Linked DNA regions of Homo sapiens: all the other regions are linked to region 1. A link is a loop called in an ENCODE intact Hi-C map of the cell type or tissue named here. Cell type or tissue: endothelial cell of umbilical vein. All regions are shown on one strand. Each heading gives the region's core, and the rest is flanking DNA. Links, peaks and the distances in the headings are about the cores only. Region 1 has its middle 130 kb from the start of GFPT1. Region 2 overlaps ANTXR1 (ANTXR cell adhesion molecule 1). Region 3 overlaps ANTXR1 (ANTXR cell adhesion molecule 1).

Region 1 (10,739 bases), core at 1,273-9,272:
AAGGCAACTAGGATTGATTTTACAAGGAGTCCAGAGATTTGCAGCAACCCAAGAACCAGACAGTGTTGTGGACAGTGCTGCAATAAATACCTTTCTATGTACATCTCAAAATCTTTGTATTGCTTCTGCATTTCTGATACAACTCACTTTATCCCTCCTAGCAGTTTTAATTCAGCTCCTCCATTTATTTTGTAGGTAGAAGAGCATCTCCTTCTAGTTCCTGAATTTCTTTGTAAGATCTCATTGAGCCTTGAATACATCTTAATTGGAATAAAACCATCCACAAACAGAAAGTCATGCCACAAGTCTTTTCTAAGTTTTCATTAGTATTTGCTTTTTAATAGGTATGGGTATGAACACATTTTAAAATTATATCTTTAATAATTGTGTTTTGGGGGTTATTTTGAGACAGGATCTTACTCTGTCACCCAGGCTGGAGTGCAGTGATGCAATCATGGTTTACTGCAGCCTCAAACCCCTAGGCTCAAGCAATTCTCCCGCTTCACCTTCCCAAGTAGCTGGGACTATGGGCATATGCCACCACACCTGGCTAGTGTGTGTGTGTGTGTGTGTGTGTGTGTGTGTGTGTGTGTGGATTTTTTGTTTGTTTATTTTTAGAGATAGGGTCTCACTGTGTTGCCCAGGCTGGTCTCAAACTCCTGGCCTCAAGTGATCCTCCTGCCTCAGACTCCCAATCGTAAATGGTTTTGAGATAATGGGTTAGAAATTTGAAAAGAAACAGGAAAAGCTGGAGCCCTACCTCACTCCTTACACCAAAATAAATTCTAACTGAATTTAAGTGTAACAAATAAAGCTAGAAAAGTACTAGAATTGTGAAAAAAGTTTTCTGTGTGGTATAAAGAATGTTAAAATCCTACATATTGTTTGCATGATCAATCAACTTTGTCATGAAATTGCTTGAAATAACCCTGAGTAATGATCCAATGCATTAAGTTGAACAAAGGAACCATTAATAACGGGAATAAGATCATTTATCAGGTGCTAACTGTGAACATGAATTTGAGATCCACCGTTTTTCACTAATCTGTCTTCAGATAAATCTGTTTTGTGGAGTATCACTTAGATACAAAACAATCAGAATAATACTTTGTCCATCTAAATACATTATAAACCAGGTGTCACTTAACAGTTACTATATATTTGGTATAAGGTTATAGAGTTGGCGTATGCCAAACATGATTTTTATTCTCTTTACAACTGTATTGTAATTTTTATGCTGACTACAATTGTATTGTGTTCTTTTCAATCACCACACCCCATCCCAAGTTATCATATCTAAACAAATTAGAAGCCTTATGATTCCACCACTGTAATCTTTTATTCCTTTCTCTTTTTTTCCTCAAAATTCAAGTAGTCACTAAGTTATAAAGATTCTTCCTTCTCTACTTAAGTTGGGACATTTTAGTTTTTGGAGTTTGAAAGTATGCATCTCCTTTACTTGGTTTTAAGTGCCATTTCGCAGTGTACTTATAAAGCAATTGCTGAGCTAACACAATTTTCTCTGAGTCACTTGAGAGCTGAAAGCAAGATTCTGTTAAAAGATATTCAGTTAATTGTGCACATTCAGTACTTTAGCCAGCATCTTTAGTTGGGACTTCTTTGTAAACATTAAAATAGATGCAACTCATAAAATACATTTTCCTTTGGGTAGTTAAGTAGTTTACATTCTTACAAAGGATTTTTAAAGTACAAGAAATGCTGGTTGTGAGGGCTGAGTGCAGAAAACATTTCACTTTCTTCTGAAAAAGAAGTTGTAAGACAAGAGAACTGTCAACCACCTATGATGAGTCCCTTCCAAAAATGTGCACCCCCAAGAGTAGCCAGGAAACCCTATACAGCCCTAACTTCACATTTTTTTAAAATACAAGCACTGTGTGACATTCGCTTCCCTGTGAATCCCACCCCAACTTTGCAGGATACAGAGTCCATGTCTTTTTGCTTAGTTTTACTCTTAACATTATTTACAGGACGCCTGTAAATGTAAAAGACTTGTGTGAAATTAATGATAATCTGCGTTTCCAGCCAAGCTCCTGTGGAGATAAATATTCCATGCAAACCCAAAGTGTGGTTCATAAATGAGATGAGGCAGAAGCATCCACATTGATCTGACATTGCAGGAAGGGGCTTCTCCTGGCTGGGGTGGACTCTGTTCAATTCCTCTTCTTCTAAATGGTGGCCAAGATGGTGGGTCTCAAACCTCAGGTGAATAAACCCATCCCTAAGGGGAGTAATGTAGGTCCCAGTCTTCTCTCCAGGAAGAGAAATACTTTTTCCTACTTCAAATGGGCATTGTAAGCATTTGCCACAAATAATCCTTTCTGATGCCATACACTAGATTGCCTTCCCCACTCTGGGCAGAATTGGGTGTTTATGAGCATTTCTGGCCATTGTCAGTGCCTGTGTTATATTTGACCCCAGTGATGTAATCACTACAAGAAATAAGACTGCAAAGCTCCAGGAGATTTTGATTCCACCTCCAATACTTGTCAGACACTTTCACTTGCCCCATGAAAGCTACCTCAGCAAATGCTCACTCTCAACAGGCCCTGGCCACTCTACATGTTACTTCTGTGACTGTTGGTTTTCAGTGCATTCTGATGTTTAGATCGGCGTTTTTATAGGCTCCTTCAATATTTGCTTTTATGAGATCCTTAAAAGAGAATTATCTCTGTTTAATCTTGGACCATTAGTAAAAACGAAAAGTGATCCTATCACTATGTCTTAGTGTGATTAGTTTTTTTAAAAAATTTAACTTCCTTAGCAATTTAGCAATAGGGAGGAAAAAAGCAACATCATTAACCTGATAAAGTGTATCTACCACGAACCTACAGGAAATATACTTAACATAAAATATTTTTAAATATTACCTTTACAATCAAAAAGAAAAAGATTCCAACCATCAGTGTTATTGTCCACCTTTGGTCCTAGCCAGTGCAATAAAACAAATGAAAGGAAAAAGTAATTATAATTATCAGGAAGAAAAAACTGATTTGAATATAATTTACTATCTAAAAATTCCATGGAATCAACTTAAAAATTATTAGAACTAATAAGAGTTGTCCAGGTACATGGAAAACACTATCAATGATCAGTTAGGAAACAAGTTATTCATTCATTCATAATAGAAAAAATTATATATATATGTGTGCATGTGTGTGTATAAATTAACCAGAAATTAACTATAAATAAACCTAACAAAAAATGTGCAAAACTTATGGAAAGACAACTATAAAACTTTAATGAAATATTCTTAATGGAGAACTATACTACATTCTTGAATGGAAAGAGTTAATATTGAAAAGAATTCAGTTCTCTCTCAATCTACAAACTCAACTCGTGCCAATTAAAAAAAAAACTAGTAAGATGTCTACTTTCAAATGCTGATTCTAAGTTTTAATTAGAAAAGAAAATGGACAACTATAGTTAATATATGATGATAGAACAGTTTTCAGAAACAGACCTGTAAATAAATGGAAGTTTAGTTTATCATAATAATAGCATTTCCAAAACTAATTCTTTAATAAACGACTAAGTAGTTGGGAAAAACAAGATGAAATTCCTATCTCTGCTACATACAAAAATAAATTCCAAATGGATTAAATAAAAGCAAATGCATGCCAAGTTTTCTTGCTTCTAATTAACAGTGACAGTATCCCTTAGTAACACTGCCTTATGAATGGAAGTTTCTTATAATCTTGCCAATCAGAGAGATCTCATCTCCCAGAAAAGAGTGGAGAGAGAAATAGAAGGGCTGAAAGGAGTTGTCTTCTCTCTAATTAAGGCAGGAATAAGGAGAAAAAAAGAAAAAGGGTCCTTCCGCTGCCCATACTCTGATACTACAGTAGAACATATATTATTGTAACCTCTCCACTAACAATCTCATGCGTAGGGTGCCTCTCACATAGTAATCAGTGAAAAAACTATTAATAGTTATAAGTAATGAGTAAATAAACTTATAAATGAAGAATCTCAATGTTTCTAAATGCTTAAGCAAATCAACAATAGACATGGAAGCTATGTATGGGACAATGTTTTCTTTCAGGAGCCAAAGGTAATAAACAAATTCCCATTTTCCTATTGCCTTTGTGGAAATATTCAAAGTGCTGACTCTCACTGGGTGGTATTGAATGAATTCCTCTGAAAATTCATTAACTTTGTCAATTTACTGGATTACTTTTCAACGCATGCACATTCTTCCACAATCTATGTCTGTTGAGGTTAAGTCCTTTTTGCATTTGGCTTGAGAGGAAAAATAAGAATCGATGCCAAGAACTTGGGGTAGGTGCCAGAAGAAAAAACAGTGCCAGCCCTGGCAGTCGTCAGAAGACTGAACTCCAGTTTGTCTCATCCGTTTATCAAGTGTTCTGTCACAGGACCGGATCCCCTGCCATTCTTTGAATGCGTAGAGCAAGACTCAATGGTTGGGTCATGGCTCACTGAGGAAACAGTAAGATTCCAGAATCAAGAGTCAGGCTGTTGTGATAACTATTAATGCGTCATAAACAAGGCAGCTGTTGATCTGTAGATTTATGTTCTGATATTTCACAACTGCCAGAAAGGGCTTTGTTCAGTCTATGAGGAGGAGGTCTCCTCTCTTCTGCCCGCTAAGCATGTGATCTGTTAATTCAGTCACAACTACTGCTGGCATTACTAGTAGATTATAGAAACTGATGCTCACTTTATTTTTTCCTTCTTTTTTAATTAGTGCTTTATTTTTTGAAACAGTTTTAGGTTTACAGAAAAATTGAGGACGTAATGCAGAGTTCTTACATCCCCTATTCCCTGCACACAGTTTTTCCTGTTGCTAACATCTTCCATTGGTGTGGTACATTTGTTACAACTGATGAATCAAAACTGACACATTATTATTTACTTTTTTCTTTTTGAGACAGGGCCTTGCTCTGTCACCCACGCTGGAGTGCAGTGGCACAATCATGGCTCACTGTAACCTCAACCTCCTGGGCTCAAGCATCCTCCCACCTCAGTCTCCCAAGTAGCTAGGACTACAGGCACATACCACCGCACCTGGCTAATTTTTGTATTTTTTTGTAGAGAAGGGGTTTCACCATGTTACCCAGACTGATCTTGAACTCCTGGGCTCAAGCAATCTGCCCCCCTCAGCCTCCCAAAGTGTTGGGATTACAGGCATCAGCCACCACACCCAGCCCACATTATTATTTACCAACGTTCATAGTCTAGTACATTAGAGTTCACTCTGTGTTGTACAGTTCTGTGGGTTTTGACATACGCACACACATCCACGTATCGTACAGAATACTTCCACTGCCCTAAGTATCCCCTGCACTTCACCTATTCATCCATCCTCCTCCTCTCCCACAAACCCTGTAAACCCCTAATCTTTTTTTTTTTCAGACAAGGTCTTGCTATGTCACCCAGGCTGGAGTGCAGTGGCCCAATCATGGCTCCCTGCAGCCTCAACCTCATGGGCTTAAGCAATCCTCCCACCTCAGCCTCCCAAGGAGCTGGGGCCACAGACACACACTGCCATGCCCAGCTAATTTTTTTATTTTTATTTTTTGTAGAGACAGGATCTCACTATGTTGCCCAGACTGATTTCAAACTCCTGAGCTCAAGAGATCCTTTTGCATCGGCCTCCATGATTTTTTTTAACTTCTCCATAATTGGCGATTTCTAGAATGCCATATAGCTGGAATCATGCAGTACATAGGATTATTGGGTTGGCTTCTTTCACTTAGCAGTATGCATTTAAATTTCCTCCATGCCTTTTCATTGCTTGATATTCCATTTCTTTTTTTAATTACTGAATAATATTTAATTATCTGGATGTATCACAGCTTGTTCACCCAGCCATCTACTAAGGAGTACTAAGGCTGACTTTCTAACTGATTTGAACAGCCCATAGAGAGGAATCAGTGGGGAAATTTGTGTTTTCAATTAAGTATTCTAAGGTTTTTTATGTGTGTATAAGATACAGGTGGTGAGAGGTGAGTAATGAACGTCATTCATTCATTTTCCCAGCTCCAAAACAAAACCTCTTAAGCATTTTAATTCTTCTAGTCACTTTTATGTATATTAATTTTAACAATTAAAATTATACTATAAATACAAGTTTCTACCTTGTATTTTTTACTTAATATTATGAAAATGTATAAGGACAGTTTAGGTATTTTGCTCTGATCCCCTCTTCAAGGTATTTTCCCCTGCTACCCACCCCCAGCTACTGGGAATAGCAGCTGCTGGCAGCTCACAGCTGCATCCCTCACTAGGACTCGCTCTTGGCCTTAGCCAAGTTTATGCCCCTCCCAGGGTGGGCCCATGGCCAGTGACTGGCTAGCGCTTAATACAAAGGCTTGGACCCCTTTCCCCAAATTGGGGAATACTCAGAACAGCCATGCCAGCTCCAGAGGTCAGCTGAGGCTTCCATTGTAACTGTATCGCAAATCAGCTTCTCCTTCCACTCAATCTTTCCTTCTTTAATTCTAATCTCTTGAGAGCATTTCCTAATACAGCTCACCAACTCTGTGTCTGTTCCCAGGGATCAAATACAGTTGATATCAGAAATAGTCCTTAGAAGCAGACTCTTTCATTGAATTCTAGATCACTTACAGCAATTACTTGGGCAATGGGGACCCCATCACCTGTGGTAGGTGGGGGATGGAGAGCCCTTAGAATCCTGTTGTGGTGCAGTTATTAAAATTTTCACAGGTGGTGAGCTGGGATGGGAAACCAGTGGAGGGAGATGCACTCGCTGGTGCAATATATCTGGTATTCAAAAGGTATAAGAGATGGTAAATATAAGGGCTATGGGATTTGAGGGCCATTGCTATGACTTGATTCATTGAAGAAAGATACGACAGACTCAGTGTCATTCATCATCAATTCAAGGAAAAATAAGAAAACTAGAAGGTCTCTTGGGTAGCATTTAAGGAAACCCCAACCTGCTACAGGTAGAGGACAGCAGAGCAGAGATCCAACTAAGGACTTCATCATAACAGTAGTGGAGCTTCTGGCCGGGCGTGGTGGCTCATGCCTGTAATTTCAGCACTTTGGGAGGCTGAGGCAGGGGATCATTCGAGGTCAGGAGTTTGAGACCAGCCTGGCCAACATAGTGAAACCCCATCTCTAGCCAGGCATGGTGGTGTGCATCTGTAATCCCAGCTACTCGGGAGGCTGAGGCAGGAGAATCTCTTGAACCCGGGAGGTAGAGTTTGCAGTGAGCCGAGATCATGCCACTGCACTACAGCCTGGGAAACAGAGTGAGACTCCACCTCAAAAAAAAAAAAAAGAAAGTAGTGGAGCTTCAGAGAGGGTTGAATTCCCAACACCAGGAAGTCTCCTGTGTCAAATTCGGGGCCCTACTAAGGAAGCAGTGGGACCCTGATTCCCCTACACTTGTTGGGACTATAAAAGAAGCCCACTCCCATTTGTTAGAGGATACTGCCTCGGAAGTCTTAGCTAGAGCAATCAGACAAGAGGAAAGAAATAAAGGGCATGCAAATTAGAAAGGAAGAAATCAAATTATCCTTGTTGCAGATGATATGACCTAAAGACTCCACCAAAAAACTATTAGAGCTGATAAACAAATTCAGTAAAGTTGTAGGATACAAAATCAACATACAAAAACTCATAACATTTCTACATGTCAACAGTGAATAATCTGAAAAAGAAATCAAGAAAGTAATCCCATTTACACTAGCTACAAATAAAATATCTAGGAATTAACCAAACAAGTGAAAGATCTCTACAATGAAAACTATAAAACATTAATGAAGGAAATTAATGAAAGAAAGACAGCACCAAAAAATGGAGAGATATTCCATGTTTATGGATTGGAAGAATCAATATTGTTAAAATGTCCATGCTGCCCAACACAATCTACAGATTGAATGCAATCGCCATCAATATACCAATGACATCTTTCACAACAATAGGAAAAAAACAACCCTAACATTTATATGGAAGCACAAAAGACCCAGAATACCAAATCTCTCCAGAGCAAAAAGAACAAACCTGGAGGAATCACATTATCTGACTTCAAATTATACTATAGAGCTATAGTAACCAAAACACCATGGTACTGGCATAAAAACAGACACATAGACCAAGAAAACAGAACAGAGAACCCAGAAATAAATCCATACATCTACGGTGAACTCATTTTCAATGATAATACCAAGAACATACATTGGGGAAAGGACAGTCTTCTATAAATAGAGCTGGGGAAACTGGATTTCCATATGCAGAAGAATGAAACTAGACCTCACCATATACAAAAATCAAATCAAAATGAATTAAAGAATTTAAGTTGGCAAACTATGAAACTATGAAAGAAAACATTGGGGAAACTCTCCAGAATATTGGACTGGGCAAAGATTTCTTGAGCTATACCCTACAAGCACAGGCAACCAAAGCAAAAACAGACAAATGAGAACACATCAAGTTAAAAAGCTTCTGCAAGGCAAAGGAAACAATTAGCAAAGTGAAGAGACAATCCACAGAATGGGAGAAAATATTTGCCAACCATCCAGCTGACAAGGGATTAATAATCAGAATATATAGGCAGCTCAAACAACTCTATAGGAAAAAATCTAATAATCTAATTAAAAATGAGCAACACATCTGAATTGACACTTCCCAAAAGACACACAAATGGCAAACAGGCATATGAAAAAGTGCTCAACATCATTGATCATCAGAGAAATGCAAATCAAAACTACAATGAGATGTCATCTCACCCTAGTTAAAATGGCTTTTATCCAAAAGACAGACAACAAATGCTGCCAAGGATGTGGTAGCAATTGACATTGTTGGTGGGAATGTAAATTAGTACAACCACTATGGAGAACAGTTTGGAGGTTCCTCAAAAAACTGAAAATAGAACTATCATAAGATCCAGCCATCCCACTGCTAGGTATCTACCCAAAAGAAAGGAAATTAGTATATCAAAGAGATATGTTCACTCCCATGTTTTTGCAGCACTATTCACAATAGCCAAGATTTGGAAGCAACCTAAGTGGCCATCAACAAACAAGTGGATAAGAGAAATGTGGTACATATACACAATGAAGTACTATTCAGCCATAAAAAAGAATGAGATTCTGTCATTTGCAACAACATGGATGGAACTGGAAGTCATTATGTTAAGTGAAATAAGCCAGGCACAAAAAGACAAACTACATGTTCTCACTTATTTTGGGGAGCTAAAAACAAAAACAATTGAACTCATAGAGACAGCAGAAAGATGATTACCAGAGGCTGGGAAGGGTAGTTGGTAGGAGGGGGTAAGTGGGAAGGGTTAATGAGTATAAAAATATAGTTAGACAGAATGAATAAGATCTAATATTTGATAGCACAGCAGGGAGACTATGGTCAATAATTCATTGTACATTTTAAATAAGAGTATAATTGGATTGTATGTAACACAAAGGAATGATAAATGCTTGAGGTGATGGATACCCCATTTACCCTGATGTAATTATTACACATTATATGCCTGTATCAAAATATCTCGTGTACTTCATAAATATATGTAACTACTATGTACCCACAAAAATTAAAATTTTTTTTAAATTTAAATGTTTTTTTTAAAGATACTGCTTCCTTTTCTGTTTGAAAATCATGCAGAAACCTCAGATGAGGCAGTTGCCTTGCAGACAATGCTTGCCCCTCTTGGGATCGACCACCACCTACCATCATGACAACCAGACTGATCACAAGGTTGGAATCCCAACATGGTCCAACTGGCAAAGTGCTGCTAAAGGAAGAAAGAATCAGCACACCAGAGAAGCTTTAGGACATGGCTAGCATGTTCAAAAAGGAGCCAGGAGCATGTGCCTGGATCTGAACCCCAAGAAACCTGGATCAAGGGGGAGTAGGCAGAACATAAGGTTGAAGAAGGAGCTTGTCAATGTGGGAACACTTTCCTGAGACAAATGACTTTGCACTCTGGCAAGGACCCCGGGAGAAGGTACTAATACACCAGGATTGTTGCGGAAAGTCAGGAACCCCGAACGGAGGGACTGGCTGGAACTGAAGCAGAAGAACATAATTGTGAAGATTTCATGGACATTTAACAGTTCCCAAAATTAATACTTTTATAACTTCTTACGCCTGTCTTTACTGCAATCTCTGAACATAAATTTTGAAGATTTCATGGACATTTATCACTTCCCTAATAATACTCATAATTTCTTATGCCTGTCTTTACTTTAATCTCTTAATCTCATTATCTTTGTAAACTGAGAATGTTTGTCACCTCAGGACTGCTATTGTACAAATTGATTGTAAAACGTGTGTTTGAACAATATGAAATCAGTGCACCTAGAAAAAGAAGAGAATAACAGCGATTTTCAGGGAACAAGGGAAGATAACCATAAGGTCTGACTGCCTGCGGGGTCAGGCAGAATAGAGCCATATTTTTCTTCTTGCAGAGAGCCTATAAACGACGTGCAAGTAAGAGAGATATCGCTGAATTCTTTTCCCCGCAAGGAATACCCTGGAGAAGGAATGCATTTCTGGGGGGAGGTCTATAAACAGCCGCTCTGGGAGTGTCTGTCTTATGCAGTTGAGATAAGGACTGAAATACACCCTGGTCTCCTGCAGTACCCTCAGGCTTACTAGGATTGGGAAATTCCACCCTGGTAAATTTTGGTCAGACGGGTTCTCTGCTCTCGAACCTGTTTTCTGTTAAGATGTTTATCAAGACAACACGTGCATAGTGGGACATAGACCCTCAC
Region 2 (10,739 bases), core at 1,937-9,936, 210 kb before region 1:
GTCTGCCTCCACACCCTTCACAGTAACTGCTCTGTGTCTCATTTGCTCTTCTGGGCTTCTGTTCTCTCTGAAGTGGAGGAGTCTAGTGGGATAGGCTTTGAAGTCAGGCAGATGTGAGTTTGAATCTAAGTTCCGTTGTGCAACCGTAGCAATTCACCAACCTTGGCTGAACCCTAGTTTATATATGAGGCTTATAAGAGAAAACATGTGCAAGCCCACCAGTCCAGCACCTGGCTTAGAGTGGGCACACAACATCTTTCTCAGTTCCCTCAGCAATCCCAGACTCTTCACTATCTTAGAATCTTAGAAAATTGTGGGCAGGGGCAAGGGAGGGGATTAAGAGAACCCTTAATCCAATTCCCTTGCTTTATAGATGAAGAAACCAAGGACCAGGGAGGTTGACATGGCTTAATCCAGACAAGGCACCCTTCTCTGGTTGTCTCCGCTAACCCTGCTTGGCCATGGAGCCCCTCAAAGTGTGGAGCCAAGATCTTACCATCACCCAAACTCCACCAGGCAGAGGCTGGGCTGTCGTCTGTTGACAGTCACAGCCCAAGTGCCCATAACAGTGCCAGACACATAGTACATGCTCAGTCAGTATTTTTAAATAAGTGAATGAATGGGCAATTTTCATTTATTTATTCATTTTAATAAAAAGTCTAAGGCAGCTGGGACTACAGGGGGGAAATTCATTCAATAACAGTGGCTGATGCCAGTACAAGTACATCATTTCTAATCTCAGTGGGATTTTTGACATTTTGAGTCCTTTTATTTATCTTTATTCTGACCTTCTATCATTTTTCTAATAATGATTCTTATGCTTTGCTGTTTTCCTCAAGCCTTCAACCTACACCTCACACCCATTGCTGTCAGCAAATAACCTCACCTCCTACTTCACCAAGAATCCAGAGAGTAGTAGACACGAGTTCAAGTTCCAATCTACTCCTAAAAGATGCATATGTGTCCTTCCCACTAGTCTCTGAGATCCAAGTATCCCTCCCATGTAAGGCCAACCTCTCCATTTTAGTCTGACTTTATCCCATTGTCTCCAGTTTCCTCCAGGTCTTTGTTTCTGTCTTGTATTTTTCTCTACCTTTCCCCTGGCTCCTTCCCCACAGTCTACAAACACAAACTAATCTCTCCTGCCCCTTGTCCCAAAAAAAGCAATGACAGTGAAACTCTTGATCTTGTCTTCCTATAGATGGGACCCTATTTCTCTACTAGTTTCTCACTCATTTGTCTTTAAAGACTGGCCATCTCCATATCCTTACTTCTCATTCATTCCTTAACCCACTGCTGTCTGGCCCTCCTCCCCACCCTTCACCTGCTTGCTCGCCAAGGTCTCACCCAGGGATGACCCAGAGGAAAAATCCAGGAGCACTCTGCAGCCTTTAGTCCACTGGATGCAGGGGTTTCATTGGATCCAGACTTATCCTTCCTTGAAACTCTTTCCTCCACTGGCTCTCATTCTGCTTCCATCTCACTGGCCTCAGCCAGCCCTTCCCATACTAGTGTTGGTTTTGTATTTGGCTCACTTCCCTCCTCACTGCTGACACTCTCTCTGAACAACTTTGCCCACATCAGTACGCTGAGGACTTCCAAATTATGCCTCTAGCCTAGACTTATATGCCAGTTGCCTCTTGGAGACCTTTATTTTCCACATTTCAAATTTATTATTTCCAGAGCTGAACTTGACAGAAGGGGAGCAGTATATAATGTGGCAGTTAGGAGCCCAAGTTCTAGAATTAAAACACTTGACTTCAAGCCCCAGGTCTGCCACTCCCCCACTGTGTAACCTCAAGGAAATTGTTTCATCTTTCAGGGCCTCAATTTCCTTTTGTGGAAAATAGGAACTGTTAGTTTGATATGAACTATCAGGATTGGTACTATAGGTACCAGTCTCATACAGTTGTTCAAGTATAATGAGATCATACGTGCAAATCACTATGATCTCACACATGGTAAGAACTCAGTAAGGTTGGCCATTATTATATTATTATAATCATTATGATTGTTGTTATTATCATTTAGGACATGGTGTCCTGCTGCCCCAGTGCTGGGGAAGTAGTCCCAGGCAGCACGGGGTCATGGACAGAAAACTGAGATCTGTTTTAGGGACCAATATTCAATTCACCAGGTATTGCCTGAGCTCCTATCAAATATTAAACACCATGCCAAGGGCTTCCAAAGATGCATCAGGCATTTATTACCATGTGGTAATAAATGCAGACTTTATCCTGGAGACAGTAGGAGTCATTGGAAATTTTATAGCAGATAAGTGACAGGTTCTAATTTTTGTTTTAGGAAAATAATTCTGGGAGCAGTGTGAAGAGTGAATTGGAGCAAAGAACCTTCCTAGGCAAGACGCCAGCTAGGAAATTGTAGTGGTCAGACGATTGAGGCCAGGATCCTAAGCTAAGATACGGGAAGTGAGGCAGGTTTGAGAAACACTTGGGGAACTGGAACTACAAGGTTCAGAGCCCGATCAGGTGTGGGAGGTTATTGCATTGTGAAGAAATAGATTGATGCTATGACGGAAGAACAAGTTGGACACACAGAACGGCATTGCATTGCTGAATCCACTGCAGTCTGATGGTCCATCTTGCAGACTGAGAAACAAGTTCGTCCTCAGGTGAGAGTGCTTCTGTCTCCAGAGTGTGACTCTTACATTGAGAATGCTCCTGAGCACTGCCATATAAAAACCATGCCAATTTATTCATTAATAATGAGAAGTATGACTACCAAGTGGAATAGATATTCTTATGACCAGTCAGCACATTCTCTCCTTATAGGATAATCTCCTTGGGAAGCCAAGGAGAAATTAAAAGTTGATGGTGATCCCACTTTCAGATCAAAGGGAGTTTGTTATATAATGTTAATAGCTGATGGCATCAAGCTGCAACTCATCATTAGAGAATACACCAGGCTACCGTGGAAACATTATCAAATTTTACCTATCGGGATCCCCTTTTATAGACACCATACAGATTGGTCCCCTTGTTGGGACACACTTCAAACAGAACACAGGGCAACAATGAAGTTTATCATTCTTACTCGTAATCCACACTCACTAAGCAATGATATCAGGTCAGAAGCAGCCTCAGGAAGATCCAGTGTGTCTTCTCTTTGACCCACACTTCAAGTCCACTGCTGGCTAATCAACACCCGCAGCACCAGCCTAGGAGGCCCCCTGTGGGTTATGGGTCTTCAGTTCTGGCAGCCGTGATAGAAAGGGAAGGACAGGGAGGGAGCCTGAAGGGAGTGGCATGCGCAGTCTTATTGTCTGTCCTAATAGAGCTTCTTTTCCTTTCCAGCCCACAGTTGAGAATGTCCTTTATTGTTTTCTCCACCCGAGGAACAACCTTAATGAAACTGACAGAAGACAGGTAAGGATACTTCTTATCTCTGTTGTTAAAAAGTCCATCACTTCCTGAGTAGCCCTGAGATTTGTGCTCTGGTGCCAGCCTTGACCTGTTGATCACTTTAATCTAATAGTTCCTTCTTTTACCCTAAGTTTTTAACCTTACGTATGGGCACATGGGTCCTGCTGCTAGTTCACTCTTCAGTTACTTTTGATAGAATTTCCTGATATTGGTGAAATTTTATAAATGATGAAATTACATTAAGATAAATCTCACATTTGATTGTTGATTCCATCTGCTAACTTGGAGCGAAATGTTGGCAAACCATATTATTGGGGGACTATATTTTCTTTTACTTAAGTTAGACTTATTTTGGATTAAGGTTTCAGATACAAGTGCACTGTGAGACAGGTAAGAGCTTGAAATATTTACTGTTCATAATTACCCAGGAAGGGAGTAGAAAGGGAGGGCTTATGGTACCACAAAATAAAAGGAAATTTAAATAGTGTAAAAGAATGTTGTTGATACAAAGAAGTTAAACTAGGTAGATCTAGCTTAACAAAAGTATTTTAGGATTTGCCACATTTTACTTGCAGATGAAAACTAGCAATAACAGAGTCATGTCATTTATTCATAGTTAGGATGGTATACTAGAGAGTGGAGAGGATAGTCTTCCCCCATTTATGAAATTGTACACTTTTTAAATAGTGAGATGGCCCACATGAGAGAAGCACCATGGGGAACACATGTGGGATTATTGGGAGACTCATATATGGATGTGTTGGAAAAAGAAAAGGAGGAAGGGCCAGTACAGGGGGGGCAGGAAGACTTTATTCTCTAACGTTCTTATAGAAATGAATATAGGACTAACAGGACAGAGTAAAATTTTCTAGCTGAAGTCAGCAAACTTGAGCTAGTCCCTATTTTTTTTCCCATGACTTTGTTAGGATTTGTAACAGAAAGAGTGCTCTGTACCATGTAGGAGTTTTCAAATCCTGTTACTCCTTCAACCTGATCTACTATATGCATGCATTTCATTCAAAAAAACAGGAGTTTCTGATCCCTTATTAACAGAAGGAGAAACTGAGGCCATGTCACCTTCCCAAGAATAGCAAACAGAACCCAGACCAGACCCAGGCTCCACATTCTTTCCAGTTTACCTTGCTGCCTTCTGTTCAACAGAGAATCATAAAATCCAAGACACTTGTGTGACTTGCCTTCAATACTGGCCAAGGATTTTAAGAAGCTCTGAGAAGGTGTCTCTGGCCATCTCAAGACTCCTCATCTTGCTCAGTCTTTAGATGATGCCACCCCTTATGCAGAGATGTTTTTTGTTCTGCGATGGGGAGCTAAACACCCCTCTCGCCTGTTCTTCACATCCTCCTACAACCCGAGGCTTCCTAGTGCAGCTTCATGCTGTCCATGCCCCATGCATAAGAGTTTGGCCAAGAGACCAGGTTCACACATCACTTGCAGGTGCTTTGTGTGCTAATGCTCACAGCTTCTGGGAAGTTGACAGGGTCAGAGGGGTCAGGGATTTATAAACACTATCAGAATGCCAAGTCTTCCAGACCCATTGTGGTTTGTTATGCTTGTTGGAATTAGTCATCCTCTGAATCTACTGGGAATCTAATTTTTGTGTACCTTAACGTCACTACTGCTAGTTTCCTGTTCTGAAGAGAAAACAGAGGGTAGAGTCCCTGGTTTGCTGGAAGCAGCATTTTGTATGGGTCAAATGTGCATCAAACAACAGCCAAAAATGCCTTGCTGAAGGCTGTGTGGATTTCATGTGGTGACTGCTTGGCCTAGGTCAGCTGGGAAAGCACAGCATGGTTTATGGACACACCCCCAACCTCATCAGCCTATGGAAGAAATGTGGGCAAGATCTCTCTGAAACTCTTTCTCAGGAGACTGGCTAAAAGAATCAGGCTTTCAGATCTTCCAAGCTAGTACTGCTTCTGAAATATATGACTTGCAGTGTTTTAGTTGGGCACAGGAATTTGTATTTTTCTATCTCACTTGATTGTCACAATATCCCTATAAAACAGTAAAGGGTCCATTAAGATACCTGTATAATACTTGAGAGACCTTATAGAATTAAGAAAAACTTGTTCAAAAGCAAGACATGAATTGGCAAAGACTTTCATTTCAGCAAAAGTTTTGGGTAAATCAAAAGAAATAATATCAAAGATATACGGCTGATCCTTGAACAACATTTTGAACTGAATGGGTCCAATTATACACAGGTATTTTTCAACCAAATGCAGATCAAAAATACAGTATTCGCAGGATGCAAAATCCACATATATGGAGGGCTGACTTCTAGTATATGCAGGTTCTGCAGGGCTGTCTGCAGGACTTGAGTGCATGGATTTGGTATACTCAGGGATCATGAACCAATCCTCTGCCTATACCAAGGAATGACTGTATTCGCATTCAGTTCTTGGGATCAAATACACGTAGGGTAAAGCTATGAGAAGATGAAAAAATAGAATGGAAAATAAATATAATGTGTTAAGATATAGTAAAGAAACTCCAATTAGAATAATAATGCCTACGATTTGTGTCTTTTATCTGCAAGCACTTTATCCTTTTTTATTTATCCTCATATAACCATTGTTACTCTATTTTCTAATGGGAAGGAACTATGCGGTCATTTGAATCATTGTTATATATGGAATGTGTCGTTTTTCTCTGTTTTCACAGTTTCTTCTTTTTTAGTTCTTAGCAGTTTGATTATTTGTGTGGGCATGGTTTTCCTTCAGGGTACCCTATTTTGACTTTGCAGAGCTTCTTGAATCTATAAACTTGTCTGTCACCATATTTGGGGAGTTTGCAGCTACTTGAGTTGGGGGGGGAAATTCTGGACCTCATGGTAGTGTGGGTCATTTCTCTAGGTTTAAATTTTCCTCCCCAGTCCACCAGTTTTGTTTACCTTCCAGTCTACTTGGTTGCTTTTTCTGTTGTAATCAGCAGGTGATATAGGCAGTAGCAAGCATACTCTATCTTGGCTGCTGCTACTTCAATTTTACAGATAAGGACACTGAGGTTCAAAAAGTTTAGGTAACCTGCCGAGGTCAGATAGCTAGTAATCTGCCAAATTAGTATTCTGATTCTGGATTCTAAATTTGGTCCAACTCCTGTACTTTGTACTGTATCATGTTGCTCTTCCAAGATTTCCTGGCTTCATCAGTTTAAATAGTTGATAGATTGTAACAAAGTTTGCAGGTCACTTCCTTAGTATAATAGAGTATACAATGTCAATTTAAGTACTGTTAGAATAAAATGATGTTAACTACTGCATATGAGTCCCTGGATACTCCAAGGAGAGTCTTGTTCTTACATTAATTGAAATACTTCAAATGTGTCATCATTTAGAAATAAGAAATAAGACCACGTGAAGGAAGTTCAACTATTCATTTAAAAAAAAATAGATGCTCAATTTAATCAAATGCAATTTTGCCTTTTGTTAAGATGGTGATATTTTTCCTTTACCTACTAGTACACTGAATGTCATAAAAAACATTTTTAAATATTGGATCATTCTAGTATTTCTGTATACATTTGGTTATGATATATTCTTTTAATGTATATCTGAATTCTGTATTTTTAATATTATTCAGAAATTTAGCACCCCTATTTATAACTGTAATTGGGCTGCCATTGTCCTTTTTATTACTACCTTTCTTTACAGTACTTTTGATTCTTTTTTATTTAAATTAGTACTTCTTCTAGAATTTATTATGATATAAGGTACAAGGTCAACATCCAGTGTTTCTTTCCCCGATTGATTAGCCAGTTCTTCCCACACCACTGTGTAATAATCTTTTACCAACAACTTGAACAGTTAAACTCTTTGCTAGGCTTGGGTTCATTACTGGATTTTCTATTCTGTTCTGTTTTTCTGTCTGTTTCTATAGTTGGATCACATTGTTTTAATTAGTTTTAACATCTGGAGGACCAATCTATCCTCATTTCTAATCTTGGGTGAAAATCTCCTTGGTCTTTACTGGATTTTTCCAACCACATACATTTTAAATAATTTTTTATGTTCCCAGATATCCCTGGGATTTTCACTCGAACTGTGTGAAAAATACAGATTAACTCAGCAGCAATGGCGCTGCATTTTCTCTATACTTATTTTCTTATTTAGGGATATACCATGTCTCGTTTACGTCCCTCAGTACGATTTTGTTTTTTTCTTCAAATTAGTCTAATTGTCAACATTTTTTTCCCAGGCATTTTAAGTTGCCTCCATTGTGAAAGAAATGCTTTGCTGTTGTATTCTCCAAACTGTCATTCTTCACTCTTGACTGGTGAACCTATAGTTTGTGATCCATGGGCTTCTACTGAACTCCATAAAATGATTTACAAAAACGTGCATGTCAGTGGGTTTTCTGTAGAAAAGACCATGCATGCAGCCCCCATCCCCATCCCCTGCCAAAAAAAGAGCTTCAGAAACATTAGTTTTGGGGAAAACAATAGGTTTCTAACAGGTTTTTTGTTGATTTCTTTTATTTTTATTATTTTTATTTTTTTAAGAGGGAGTCTTGCTCTGTCACCCAGGTTGGAGTGCAGTGGTGCGAACTCAGCTCACTGCAACCTCCATCTCCCAAGTTCAAGCGATTCTCCTGCCTCAGCCTCCCTAGTAGCTGGGATTACAGGTGCACACCGCCATGCCAGGCTAATTTTTGCATTTTAGTAGAGACGGGGTTTCACCATGTTGGTCAGGCTGGTCTCTAACTCCTGACCTCAAATAATCCACCCACCTCGGCCTTCCAAAGTGCTGGGATTACAGGTGTGAGCCACCACATCTGCCTTCTTATCCCACCACTTTAATGAAACATTTTATTAGTTCTAATAGTTTTCCAGTTAATTTTTAAGTGGTTTTCCAATAAGGTGATTGTAGTATCTGTGATTAATTCTGTCTTCTTTTCTAATATTTATAGCTAGTATATCTTCCTGTGTATCTTCTTACATTCTAAAATTTTCAGACTTTAATTCCCAATTGGGTTTTACAATTATGCATTTTATTGGATGCTAACTTCATACATTTTATCTACTTTGTTAAGGAAGGATTCTTCAAATGCGAGATTATTAAAACTTTTTATCTGAAATAGTTGTTATATTAAATACCCTTTTGCCATATCAAAATAGTTATATCTTTCTTCTATTTCCTTTGACCTGTCTGTAAAAATTTTAAATCAAAAGCTCTCCTAATGGGCCTGGCACAATGGCTCACACCTGTAATCTCAGCACTTTGGGAAGCTGAGGTGAGAGGATCGCTTGAGCCCAGGAGTTCAAGGCCAGCCTGAGCAACATAGGGAGACCCCATCTCTACAAAAAATAAAATTAAAAATTAGCCAAGCATGTTGTCACACCCCTGTGGTCCCAGCTACTCAGGAGAATGAGGTGACAGGATCGATTGAGGCATGGGAGGTAAAGGCTGCAGTGAGCCGTAATCATGCCAATACACTCCAGCCTGGGCAACAGAGTGTGCTGTATCAAAAATAAATAAATAAATAAATAAATAAAAGATTTTCTAATGAAAAACTAACCTTACATTCCTACAATAAACTTTATCATGGTTTGCTATGTTTTTATTGTGTTTCTGGTTTGATTTAAGCTGAAAGATATTACTTATCAATATTTAATATTGAGAGTATTCTGGGGCTTTATTTCATACAATCTCTGTCAGTTTGGGAGTAAACGGATTACATGAGCTTGGAAAAATGAGTAGGCAATCTTGCTGTAAGCTGCAGAATTGCTTAACTAATAAAGAGAGCAAACGTTTGTTCAAAGTTTGATATAACTCAGAGGAAAACTATCAAAGCCTAAATTATTATTGAAGAAGCTCTTTGACAGTTACCTCAGCTTTTTGTGTTATTGCTTTTATCGTGTTTTCTAACTTGAGAAACAGTAGAAATTACCAATATGTTGACATTTTAAATTTATCACGTATCTTTTTAATTTTCAAAAGCTCTTCTGTATCTTTGGTTATATCCCTTTCCTCCAATTGTATAAAGCTATTTTCTTTTCTCTTATTTGCCCCATTCAGATTACCTAATGGTTTGTTTCTTAAATGTATTCATCAGTTCTGTTTTATATATTGTTAGATTTTATGATTCATTATTTTATCTTATTACTATTATTAGTTCCTTCCTTCTGCTTCTTATATTGCAAGTTTTTCTGGTTTCTCGAAATAAAAGATAATTGCCCGGTGTGGTGACTCACACCTATAATCCCAGGACTTTGGGAGGCTGAGGCAGGCTGATCACTTGAGGCCAGGATTTTGAGACCAGCCTGGCCAACATGGTGAAACCCCATCTCCAGTAAAAATATAAAAGTTAGCTGGGCATGTTGGTGCGCACCTGTAATCCCACCTACTTGGGAGGCGAGAATTTCTTGAACCTGGGAGGCGGAGGTTGCAGTGAGCTGAGATCGCACCACTGCACTGTAGCCTGAGCAACAGAGCAAGACTCTGTCTCAAAAAAAAAAAAGATTATTCACTATACTTTATTTCTTTCTAAATAATAAAAGCTTTAACAGTATAAATTGTACTTTAAATCTGATATGGTTGTTGAATTTTATACATTTTGACATGTCCTGTTCTTATTATTGTTAATTTTTTAATAGCTATATTTACTATTTTTGATTTAAGATGATTTAGGAAAAGTGTTTCACAATTTTCACATTTTTGTTTACCCTTTCCTCAATTTCTAGAGTCATGGAAGTTTTTAAAAATTCAATTTATATAATTTCTATTTTTTAGTTTATTAATTTTTGTTGGTGGACTACTACATGATCAAATTTTATTTAGTATCCATGGATGTTAGAAAATATGTACACTTTGATGATTAAAATTTTGTTATAAGAAACATTAATTTTTAAATATTTTATATTTTTGTTTACTTGATCTATGAAGATAGACATTTTGCATTTTCCACCATGACTGTTTTATTTTAATTTCCAACACATTGCTTTTTAATTTACATCATCTTACTTGGCTTATGTGTATTTTCATTATGGAGTGTGCATCTAATCAATATAAAATAATCTTTTTGTCACCTTTAGTGCTTTTGGCTTTATATCCTTTGTCCAAGATTAGTATTATTAAACTTGAATTTTGTTTGCACTTCCTGATATATCTTTTTCATTCATTTATTTTTTACTTTCGTTGATATTTTGTGTAATTTTTCAATGATTTGAAAAGTATAATTTCATTTGCATCCTAGTAACAGTTGCAAGTTAATTTTGCTTGCCTCGATAGTGACAAGAATTGAATAAATATCTACTGATTCTTCTTGCTGAATTTCTTTTTAAGAAATATTTGCATTGTATTTTAGAAACATATCAACAATAATTATCTAAACTTAC
Region 3 (10,739 bases), core at 1,516-9,515, 230 kb before region 1:
TGGTATGCGGCCAAGAGACTGGATCTTGCCTCTCCCCCTGATTACTCTGCAATAAAAGACAAAGAGAATATTTAAACATTTGTTGACACGTTTTTCAGACACGTCAGGTTCATACTGAAAAAGTAATTAGATTTCTCCAATTTGACTCAGCAGATTCTTCCATTCATTTGGCATAGATGACATACTCAGTTTTGATCACAAGTGTGTACTCCAATACATGCGTGGATGAAACAATGCCTATTGCAAGCAATGTCCTGCTATGGGAGGTAAAAGGAATGCAAAATAAACAGGAAGAAGTCCCAGGCTGTCAGGTTTTTATGGAGAAAAGTTAGAGGACTCTAGGCAGCCAGAGCTAAAGGCTTCAGTGAGGATTTGGGAAAGGGGCCAAGTAAAGTCAATTTTAGATCAGTAAGAAATAAGAAGTAACATTTACTGAACCCTTGCTACCTGCCAGACGCTATAGTAAACACTTTGCCTGTATGACCCTGTTTAGTGTTTACAACCCCCATAAGGTCTGTACAGTCATCATTACCATTTCACACGTGAGGAGACCGAGGTTTAGAGAGGTTACCCAAGGTCACTCTGAATGGTGAAACTAAGTCTCAAACCCAAGCCCCTCTGACTCATAATCTATGCACAAAGTTAAAAAGAATCTAAATATGCAAAAGAACATTGAATCAATCAAGGTAGGTCAGGTTATGCTGTGATAACAAATAACCCCCGAATCTCAGTTACACAAAACAACAAAAGTTTTATTCTCTGCATATACTACATGTCTGATAGGAGTCAGCAGGGCTCTTCTTATGGTGATGGTTCTGGGAGCCAGGCTGGTGGAGATTCCTTCCTGATACCTCCTGCCACCATCAAGGCTGCGAGGGAAGAGAATGCTAGATGATGTCTTGCTGGCCATGAAATGCTCCAGCCAGAAGTGACGTGCATCCTTCTCCTCACAGCCTGTTGGTCAGAACTGGTCAGATAGCCTCACTTTATGGAAAAAGACTTGAAGAATAATCCTCCATGTGCCTAGATGGAAGGGAAAGCCAGATATGGGTGGACAATAAAAGCTTCTACTGAAAACGTATAATTATAGCTTGCTTTGGCTTGAATAAGCAAGAAAGAAGTAGCCATTGAGAGAGAATAAAGAGATAAGACTTCTGGAGAAAGGTCAGTTTTGAGCCAAGTCTTGGATATACAGCATTCATCAACCTAGAATTACTGTCAGACGTGATGTTTCAAATATGCCCAAGAGGCAATGATAGCTCCTTCTCTTTTCCTCCCTTCCCCATTCTCTGCATACTTTAGATGAAATATTCAGTGAGGTGGGCGGGGGATTAAATTAGATTAAATGGAAAGTAGAAATGGAGATTAGACATGCTCTCCTGCCACCTAAGTATTACATGAATATATTTGAAAGATAAAACTCTCTTTTTCCATAGTTTATGGAATACGAGGGAATTTGAAAGGCTGGGGAAAGACAGCAGCCCATGGAACACAGACCACTGCAGCAGCAGAGCTCAGAGGATGCCTGTACACTGCAGGGGCTGATTCTGAGTTTGAATCAAGAGTATCTGGGCTCCTACTAGTGCTTCTCAATGAGGGTGCTGTTAGCATTTTTGATGGGACGGTGTTTCATTGTGATGGACTGTGGGATGCTTTAGCATTCCTCATCCTTGCTTTCTAAATACCATTAGCCTTTCTGGTCATTGTGATGACCAATAAATAACAGCCTCTATACTTATTTCTAAGGTTGGTACCACCTTGGTTGAGAACTCCTGACTAAAAGAAGGCAGGGCAGAGCAGGGTATGCCATTGATGTTGATTCCTAGCATCCAAGAACCACATCTGGGCATTTGTCTGAAGGAAGAAATTGGGAAGCTTCCATGATAAAAGCTCCAGTGGAAATTGTAGACCTTGGGAATGAATATGCTAAACTGAGGTTCTCAACCAAGGGCCAGATCACAACTTCAGAGGCCTGAGGCAGACGTGTATTTTGGAAAAGCTTCCCAGGTGATTCTGATTCAGGTCCCTCCCTCAGTGAGTCATAAGACTGAACAGGAAGACAAGAAAAGTTGCCCCATAATGATGGCTCATGGTTATGGCCTTATGATGAGGATATAGCTGAGGCAGCACACACCTTGGAGCTGGGCTATAGGCAGAGCTCTTATTTTAGATGGTGGCAGAAGAAACCACACACAATATGAAGGCAGAAGAGCAAAGGTCACTGAGAGGCCATGTTTTGCCCTTCAGTGTTGCCAGGTCCTGCTGTGTGTACATATACATTTAAGCCATGTTGTTTACTAGCCAGGACACTCCTTTGCTTCCTTTCTCATAAGTCTCCCTACATGAAATGTGCCTCATGGGAATGCTTAACACAGGGCTTAAGAAGGCCACCTTCGGAATCAGGCATCTGCAGCTTTAAATATCAGCTCAATGCTTCAGCAAGCATTGTGACCTTGGGCAAATTATTTAGCCTCTCCGAACTTCAGTATTGTTAATAAAATAGGCATTAAAATGTCTGCCTCACAAAAGTGTTGTAAAGATTAAAACCTTTAATTAACCATTTGGCACATGAGTGCTGAGACGATAGATGGTGATGGTGATGGTTATGGTGGTGGAGGTGGACGTGATGATAAAGATGATGGTGATGGTAGTGGTGATGGTGACAGTGATAGTGGTGATTATGGCAATGTTGATAGTTGTGATGAAGATGATGATGGTGATAAGGATAATGGTGATGGTGGTGGTGGTGATAGTGATAGTGATGATGATAATGGTAGTAGTGATGATAGTGATGGTGGTGGTAGTGATGATGGTGATGGTGATATGGTGGTGGTGGTGGAGGTGGAGATGATGATGATGATGATGATGATGGCAGTGGTCATGGTGGTGGTGGTGTTAGTGCAGAAACAGAATATGGTCCTCTAACAAAAGATGCCTCCATAGATTCCAAGCAGTACTGCCTGGCTAGGATAAGGAATATATCAGTTCAATATTTATCAAGCTGTGCTAGAGTTCTGGAATCAAAAAATGCCTAAAACAAGTGCCAAGTCTCAAGGAGCTCAAAGTTTTGTAGAAGACATGGGGAAACAGTGAAATAATTTAATTTTGGTTGAGATGAGAGGGACTTAGGAGGCTTCATAGAGGAGGTGACTTTGGATCTGGAACTTGGAAGTTGATCAGGATTTTGTCAGGTGACAAAGTAAAGAAAAAGGCAACATTTAGGAAAGCAAACTAACACATACTCTTTGTAATATGAGTGTGACAGGGAAATAATCTGGAAAGAGTTTGGATTTTATTCCATCAGGAATAGGTTATGAGATTAAAGGTTTCTAAGGACAAAAGTGTCAAGCTTATGTATGTGTTTTAGAAATACATATCTATCATCTATGTTTGCAGTGAGGATGAAGGAAAAAAATAATAAATGAGACTGGGGGCTCTTTTGTATTAAGGATCAGCAGGATTGGATGAGCCACTGGCTGTGAGTGAATGGGAGAGGAAAGGGTTGCAACAGTAAGGAGCAGGCATCAGAAGGAAAGAGAAGTTGGTGTGGACATGCTGAGTCTGAACATGTAGGGCATGTGCATGGAGATGTTGAGTAGGCAGTTGGCTTGATACCCTGGAGCTGAAAATAAAAACTTGAGTGTTGTAAGCCCAAGGGTAATAGTTGAAAATGCAGGTATGGATAATAAATAATATCAAGATAATATCAGGATTTTTAAATGCCCAGAAGAGGTGGAGTTTGAAGAGGAAGATGGCCAAAGTCCAACCCAAAGGAATTGCTAACAGGAATTGTCTGGGCAAGAGAAGAAATTACACTAAACAGAGCTGAGAAGAAGCAGAACAGTCAGAGAACCAGCAAAGAATTGTATTAGTGAGGCAAGGAGGGACAGAATTTCAATGGGGGGAAGGGGTGATCATTCAGATGCTTTCTCCTGAAATCATCTCCTCCTCAATTTATGGTCTTGGTGAATGGTGGCCCTATAAGTCCAGCTGCTTAAGCCAGAGATATGAGAGTAATCTCTTGTTCACACTCAAGTCTGATGATATCCACTGCCATATCTCTCCCAGGTTGACCTTGTACTCTACCTTGTCATTGTCTTAGCTCAGGCATTCACCATTTTCACCCAGTTATTGGTCTCTTTGCTTCATTTCTTTACCCCTCTCCCCACCTTGTATTCTTGACAATCAATTCTAAAATTGATCTTTTTAGAACACAAATCTGATGTCGATACTATCTTCCCTCTCACCTCTTACCCCTTAGACATTTCCGAAGCTCTTTCAGGATAAAGTGTAAACTCTTCAGCAAAGTATGCAAGACCCTTATTGCTCAGGTCACTATGCATTTCCAAAACTTCATATCTTACCATATCCCACATCTTTTTAATTTTCAAAAAACTGTACTGCATAGTTCCCCAAACTAACCCATGCCCTCTCTTGCCTTTGGCTCTAATGCCCTTCACCACCACACCCATCTTTACCTAGGTGATGCCTGCCCATTTATCCTTTGAGACGATTACTAGTGCATGGTCCCCTTCTATTACTAGTTGCGGGCTCCCTGTGGTAAGAAAAAAAATAATAATAAGAACAACCACTTTTCTATGTTATTTCTTCATTCAAAGTTCCTTCCTTATTCAGAATCTCCTAACCCCATAACAACTCATATTGCATGACAAGCAGTGGAGTGGTCCATTTTCAAGAGATGGAGAGGAAAAACCCTTAGTGTTTGTCCTATGGGGTTTCATCCAGTGACCTGACCTGTTTTTCCCCTGATGCTTAATGATATGCAGCCCTAATTAATAAATACCTGTAGAGACCTCCTGGAAGATGGCTTTCCCAACATCTTGATTGCAAAAGGATTATGATCAGAATCATAGTCAGCCTACCATCGCTCTTGACGTTAAAAATAATGCAGATTCCAGGTCTGCAGAAATTATATAGTAAATAAGAATTCTATAGCAAATAAGAGAAAAGTGAAGACTCCTAACTGTAACTTTAGACCAGTCACAATAATAAACAATATAAGGTAAAATGAAACTTCAGATGCTATTAGACAACACTAAGCATAAATAACCGTTAAAGTTCATTGTTAACAGAGTGACCAAACATCCTAATTTGCCCAGGACAGGCCTGGTCTATGCTTGTTGTCCCAGCATAATTATGAATGTCTTCTTCTTTTACTCTCAAAAGTTTCTCAGTTTGGATTTTAAATTATATGGTCATCCTGATTATTAACTATTGTAAAAGACAATATCAAAAGGAAAGGGGATTGAAGGTCAAACAGGTAAAGCAACTTGCACACTTTGTTCCATTAAAATGGGCAGCCATTTCAGCACTCCTGCTTCCATTTAAGTGCTCTAATTTTAAGTCTTTTCTGGAATCCTCACTCCCAAATTCCCGTAACAATTAGCGGAAGTTCTTTAATACCTCTCACTATCTTAGCACCTAACACTCTGAACTGTAATTGTACATTTCCTGACCCTTCCATGGGGAGGCAGTGTTGCCTAATGGTTAAGAGCACAGGGTTAAACCCAGAAAGACTTTATGAGCATAGCGTTTGGACAAGCATGGACTTCAACATGGACTCTAAGTCTAGACCACCTGGGTTCAAATCTCAGCCCTACCACATACTAGCTGTATGTCCTTGAGTAAGCTACTTAACCTCTCTATGAATTCAGTCTCCTCATCTGGAAAAAGGGAGATAATAATAGTATGTGTCACATAAGGTTGTGCTCAGAACAGCGTTGGCCACACTGGAAATGCTAGCTGTTATTATTAAGTGGCAATGAATGTAAAGTGCCCAGCACAATGCCTGCTGCTTAGTCAGTACTCAGTAAATGTGAAGTGTCATAATTATTCATCTTTATATAGACTACAAAGGACCAACCAGGCACTCAAATATCAGTTTGCTGATCAATATGTGCATACTATAAGTAGGTCCAGCAAGATGAGAACTGAAAACAAGCCATATACTTTAGCAGAAATAAGGGCATTGGTGACTTTTGGAAGTGCTGTTTTGGGGCATCATAAGAGCAGAAACTAAAAATTAATGAGCTGAGGGGCTTAATGGGAGATGAGAAAGCAAGTTTATGACTTCAGAAAAAGATCTGGAGCATCTGGAGCATAAACAGTTAGCTTCTCCCTCATTCCTTTCCCCTCTATCATCTAAAACTGTCCCATCTCCCAAAAGAAAAAGCCTGAAGAAAGTGTCTAGGAGACGCTGCATCGGGTCCAGAGACTAAGGGCGTTGACACTGACATGCAACACATGCGTTAGAAATTCACTAGAAATAAAGCAGACGGACTGAGTATGAAAGAGGTCAAGCCAGGGTCTACTTTCAACTCTGTTGCCAAATTGTAAAAAAATATGGAGAGAAAGATCAGTGAGGAGCCCCTAGAATAATCCCAGATCTGGAAGTGAGTTTGCAGTCGAGTGGGGACCTGAGAGAGATGAGAACCATCCCCTTGGAGCCCTGTTGCTGTTGGGCATCAGCATCATGCAGTGGCAGCTGCTCTGTGGGGGTCAAAGGGGAAACCAAGCCACAAGAGATGCCTATGAAAACCAGGCACCTCCATGACTGTGATCCTGTCCAGCGCTGCTGAGTCCTCCCGCCAGATCGCGCGCCTCCAGGGAAACGGCAGAGTTTTGTGTTTAATTATGTGGATGTACTGGGGATCAAGATGAGGCCAGGTATAGCACAATGCGAACCTGAAGTAGAGGCCAGGCCAAAGCATCCCCTACATATGGCAAGCTGGAATGATGTAACTGTGTCCAAAACAAGCAAACAAACCTTGCAAAGGTGAAGTTCCTTTGTGGAAATGACTGGGGTTGATTCCATTCCCCACTCTCCCCTAACTGATGGAACAACAACATGATCTTACTTTAGCCATCAAGACTAACTCCTTTTCACCAGATTAATTCCTTAGAGAAGTTTATAAGTGTGAGATGATGCAAGTGTGTGTGTGTGTGTGTATGTGTGTGTGTGTGTGTGTAAGCTATTTTGGAAGCAAATGCCAAGCCAAGTTATACCTTTCCACATTCAAGGATGAAAATAGGGCCTACAAAAGTTTAGCACCTTAAGATAAGTGATTAAACAAAATTCCTGAGGTGGAAGAATAATATATTCATGGAAAGCATTTTCAGTAGCAAAAAAAAAAAAAAGGTCAATTGTGGCACCATATGACTTCAATTAAGTTAAATAAAACAGTAAATTTGTGAAACAGGAGAAAAAATATGAAGTGAGAAGGGACTTAGAACGGTTAAGGAAATATAAAATAATATGGAAAAATTTAAAGTCACCAAAGAAGCAGTAAAGAGCAGAACAGACAATGCAGAAAATGAAATAAATGATGCAGGCATGTTTAAGGAATTCTCATAATTTCAGGAGGAAAACACAGCTAGAGGAAAGTGATGAATGATAAAATGATAAATAATGAATGAAAAAAATAGCTATTCAAAGGACCAAATAACTTTTCATTGCTAAAGTATAGTCTAGAAGAAACTTTCAATGCTTTAATAGAAGAAAACTCTTCTGACTTAAGAAAAATTTGAAAATGCAGATTAAGTAGGCTCACCAAGTGATAATCTCAATTAATTATTCATTAAAAAACACTAATATTTAAACATTTCCTGGTGACAATCTTTAAAAGACAAAAGAAGAACTTTATAAGTGGGAAGAAAACACATGGTACCTGCGAAGGCTCTGAACATTAAATGGTGAATTTTGATTGACACAATTAATCTTTTATGATGGATAAAATTTTTGATGAAGAAATTCTGATGGATTTATGAACTAAAATGTTATACCTAGCCAAGATATCACTTACACATGAAAAAAAATAAAAAAGCATTTTCAGATACATATGGATTCTTTCTGAAAGGGGAATGGGATAATTTTCTTCAGGAAATTATCTGAAATGTGAATCAAAGTTTAAAAATATAAAATATAATAGTTATTACACAAAAGAAGTGGAAATGACCATTGAATCAATTTTAGCAAATATATGTCTAAATAGTATTTTCAATAAATTTTGACATAATATTGCATCAACAGACAAAACCAGTCTGTCGTGAGAAAGGAACAAGCTGAAAATAAGAAGCTTTGGGGGAAAAAAATACACTGTTTCTGAATATTCAAATCCATTAGAAATAATGACCACCACATTGAATATTGCAAAAAAGTAGATTCAGTTCATCAGAGGACAGTTTGAGAAAATTCCTCAGAACTTAAGCTGAAAGGATGCAGAGATTAAAATTATGAGAAAAGAGGCTGGGTGCGATGGCTCTCACCTGTAATCCCAGCACTTTGGAAGGCCAAGACGGGCAGATTACTTGAGGTCAGGAGTTCGAGACCAGCCTGGGCAACATGTTGAGACCCCCCCCCCTCCATCTCTACTAAAAATACAAAAATAATTAGCCAGGCGTGGTGGCGCGTGCCTGCTGTCCCAGCTACTCAGGAGGCCGAGGCACAAGAATTGCTTGAACCCAGGAGGCAGAGATTGCAGTGAGCCAAGTTCACACCACTACACTTCGGCCAGGGCAACAGAGCAAGACCCTGTCTCAAATAAAATAAAATAATGAGTAAAGAGAAAAGTAGGTCAAAGACTAGATCCAGGATATCTAATATCTAATATATATATATATTAGATATATATAGATATAGATATATACACAATAACAATTCTGGGGACAGAGAACACTTATAAGAGATACAATAAAAAATAATAATAAAGGAAGATAATTTTCCTGAGCTGCAGAAAGATTGGAGTCTTTAGATTTGGAAGATTTAGGTAAAATACTCAGCCTAATTAGTTTTTTTAAATGGTCTACAACTTGTACAATCTTCGATAATTTCTTAAAATATAAGAATAGAAAAGTCTACATTCTTCCAACAAAGAAAAAAAAATAGGCTCAACAAAAAGGAAAGTGAGATTCAGACTGGCGTTAGTTTTTTTACTCTACACATTAAATGTTCCAAAAAAGCTCAATAATTATAAGGTTTTGAGTGAAATGTGATTTTAAAATTCCTTAGTCAGGCTTTAAAATGATACACATTTTAAAATTGTATTACTTACTGAAAAAATTACCTAAAAATATTGACATCGGAATGGAAAATATATGTGAAAAAATATATAAGAAAAAGACATGGCATAAAAGAAACAGAAGGAATGGCTCTAGAAAAGTTAAGAAGTCAATAATAAGGCCATCAGTGAGACTTTGTAGCAAAATATAAAACTGAAAGAATGGATTGTCAATAGAGAAAATGAAAAATGTAAAATTTTTATGCGAGGTAGCAAAAATCACTCATATTACATTTACATATGCAAGAAGATGCGGTTTATTCTTAGCTCCCAAACTCCTCTTTTCTTCCAAGTCCACCTTCTGGGTAGCAAGAGGGAGGGAAATCCATAAATTTTGAATCCAAGTTGTGATAATAGTCCATTGTGGTGATTTTTTAAAATCCCTTTAGGTAAAATGCTCAGTCTTTCAAATGTTGCCTTTCCCTCACCAATAGAATCTGGGTATTTGAAGGAGATGGATTTGTCTCTGTGAAGGAGTCCTTCGATTCTGGACCAGTTGGTTTCATGGAAAGTTCTGTCACATCTTCAAGGAACAGAAAATTTCAGTACTAGTGTTAAACGCATACAGACAGCAGGAAAAAATAGTTTCTCAATTCACTTTATGAAGCTAGCATAGATCTAATAACCATATCTACCAAAGATAATACCTTCATACACAAAACTTCCCACCAACTTCTGAATAAAAACTTTAAATTTTAAATTAAATACATATTGTTAAAAAACTAACAGTATAGTAAAGGAATAATATCCTAAGACCAAGTAAAATTTATCCTAGGAATGCAACAGGGCTTCAATATTTGAGAAATGTTTAAGATAACTCCAATTTTTTTGACTGCTGAAGATAAAAACTGTATCTCAGCAGAATCTGAAAGACATCTCTGAATACTTAAGCATTCAAGGATATATTCAAAATATATTTTGAACCCTATACCCTACAGAGAATAAACTTTCCTTTCAAATGCCCATGAAATATTTATTAGGTCACAAAGAATGCCTCCATATATCTCCCAAGGCGCAATTTTTCCAGTCTGCATTATCGGCAATAAATAACAGGAAATGAATAGCAAAGTACACCAAAACTTCAGCTATCAGGAAAAAAAATACAGATTTGTATATTATCTTGTCGTGAGAAAGACATGACAGTGAATACAGAAATTTAGAAAAAAACGAGTCTGAAAGAAAGTGATTGTCTGGGACATAAGCTGGCGAACTATGGCCTGCAGCCTGTTTTTGTAAATAAAATTTTATTGTAGTACGGCCACATTCATTTTGTTCATGTACTATCAATAGCTGCTTTTGTGCTACAAAAAGCAGAGTTGAGTAGTTGCCACGGAGACCACATGGCCCCCAGAACCTGAAATATTTACTGTCTGGCCCTTCACAGAAAAAGCTTGCCCACCCCTGGACTAAGAAAACATTTGCAACCGAATATAAAATGGGCCAAAAATATTGAGACCAGGGTCAGCTTCATGGGCATGGGACCTGTGCAGTCAGCCACCCAGGGCCTCTCATTTCAAAGGGCCTGGCCCTTGGTTTAAGGGCCATCTTGCCATCTTGAATTTTGTTAAGTTTTGAACAAGAGACACTGCATTTTCATTTTACCCTAGGTTCTGCAAATTATGTAGCTTATCTTAATTGATACAAAGAAAAATGAACCATAAA

Evidence for each region. Hi-C counts contacts between places; a loop is a spot of excess contacts. Peaks named below come from ENCODE experiments on the same cell type or tissue, not always from the same donor. Only the 100,000 strongest peaks of a DNase experiment are listed, where the experiment ranks them.
Region 2: it touches region 1 in a loop (16-fold over the local background); 1 of 110 quality-filtered maps calls a loop at or near these places.
Region 3: it touches region 1 in a loop (8-fold over the local background); 1 of 110 quality-filtered maps calls a loop at or near these places.

Annotation. Positions count from the first base shown.
Region 1 is chr2:69,249,654-69,260,392 of GRCh38, forward strand. It overlaps the pseudogene LOC100421347. Among named protein-coding and RNA genes, the nearest start is that of GFPT1, 130 kb to the right of the region's middle. In endothelial cell of umbilical vein, for the core only: no CTCF peak of the experiment used is centred there; a DNase peak (open chromatin) is centred at 4,388; H3K27ac peaks cover 3,345 bases.
Region 2 is chr2:69,041,428-69,052,166 of GRCh38, forward strand. It overlaps ANTXR1 (ANTXR cell adhesion molecule 1), which reads left to right. Exons shown (of 18, transcript NM_032208.3): 3 at 3,315-3,386. Among named protein-coding and RNA genes, the nearest start is that of ANTXR1, 34 kb to the left of the region's middle. In endothelial cell of umbilical vein, for the core only: no CTCF peak of the experiment used is centred there; a DNase peak (open chromatin) is centred at 4,994; H3K27ac peaks cover 1,216 bases.
Region 3 is chr2:69,020,671-69,031,409 of GRCh38, forward strand. All of the region lies in intron 1 of ANTXR1 (ANTXR cell adhesion molecule 1), which reads left to right. Among named protein-coding and RNA genes, the nearest start is that of ANTXR1, 13 kb to the left of the region's middle. RefSeq lists an enhancer at 4,988-5,157 and a cis regulatory region at 5,073. In endothelial cell of umbilical vein, for the core only: a CTCF peak has its summit at 5,490; a DNase peak (open chromatin) is centred at 5,501; H3K27me3 peaks cover 413 bases.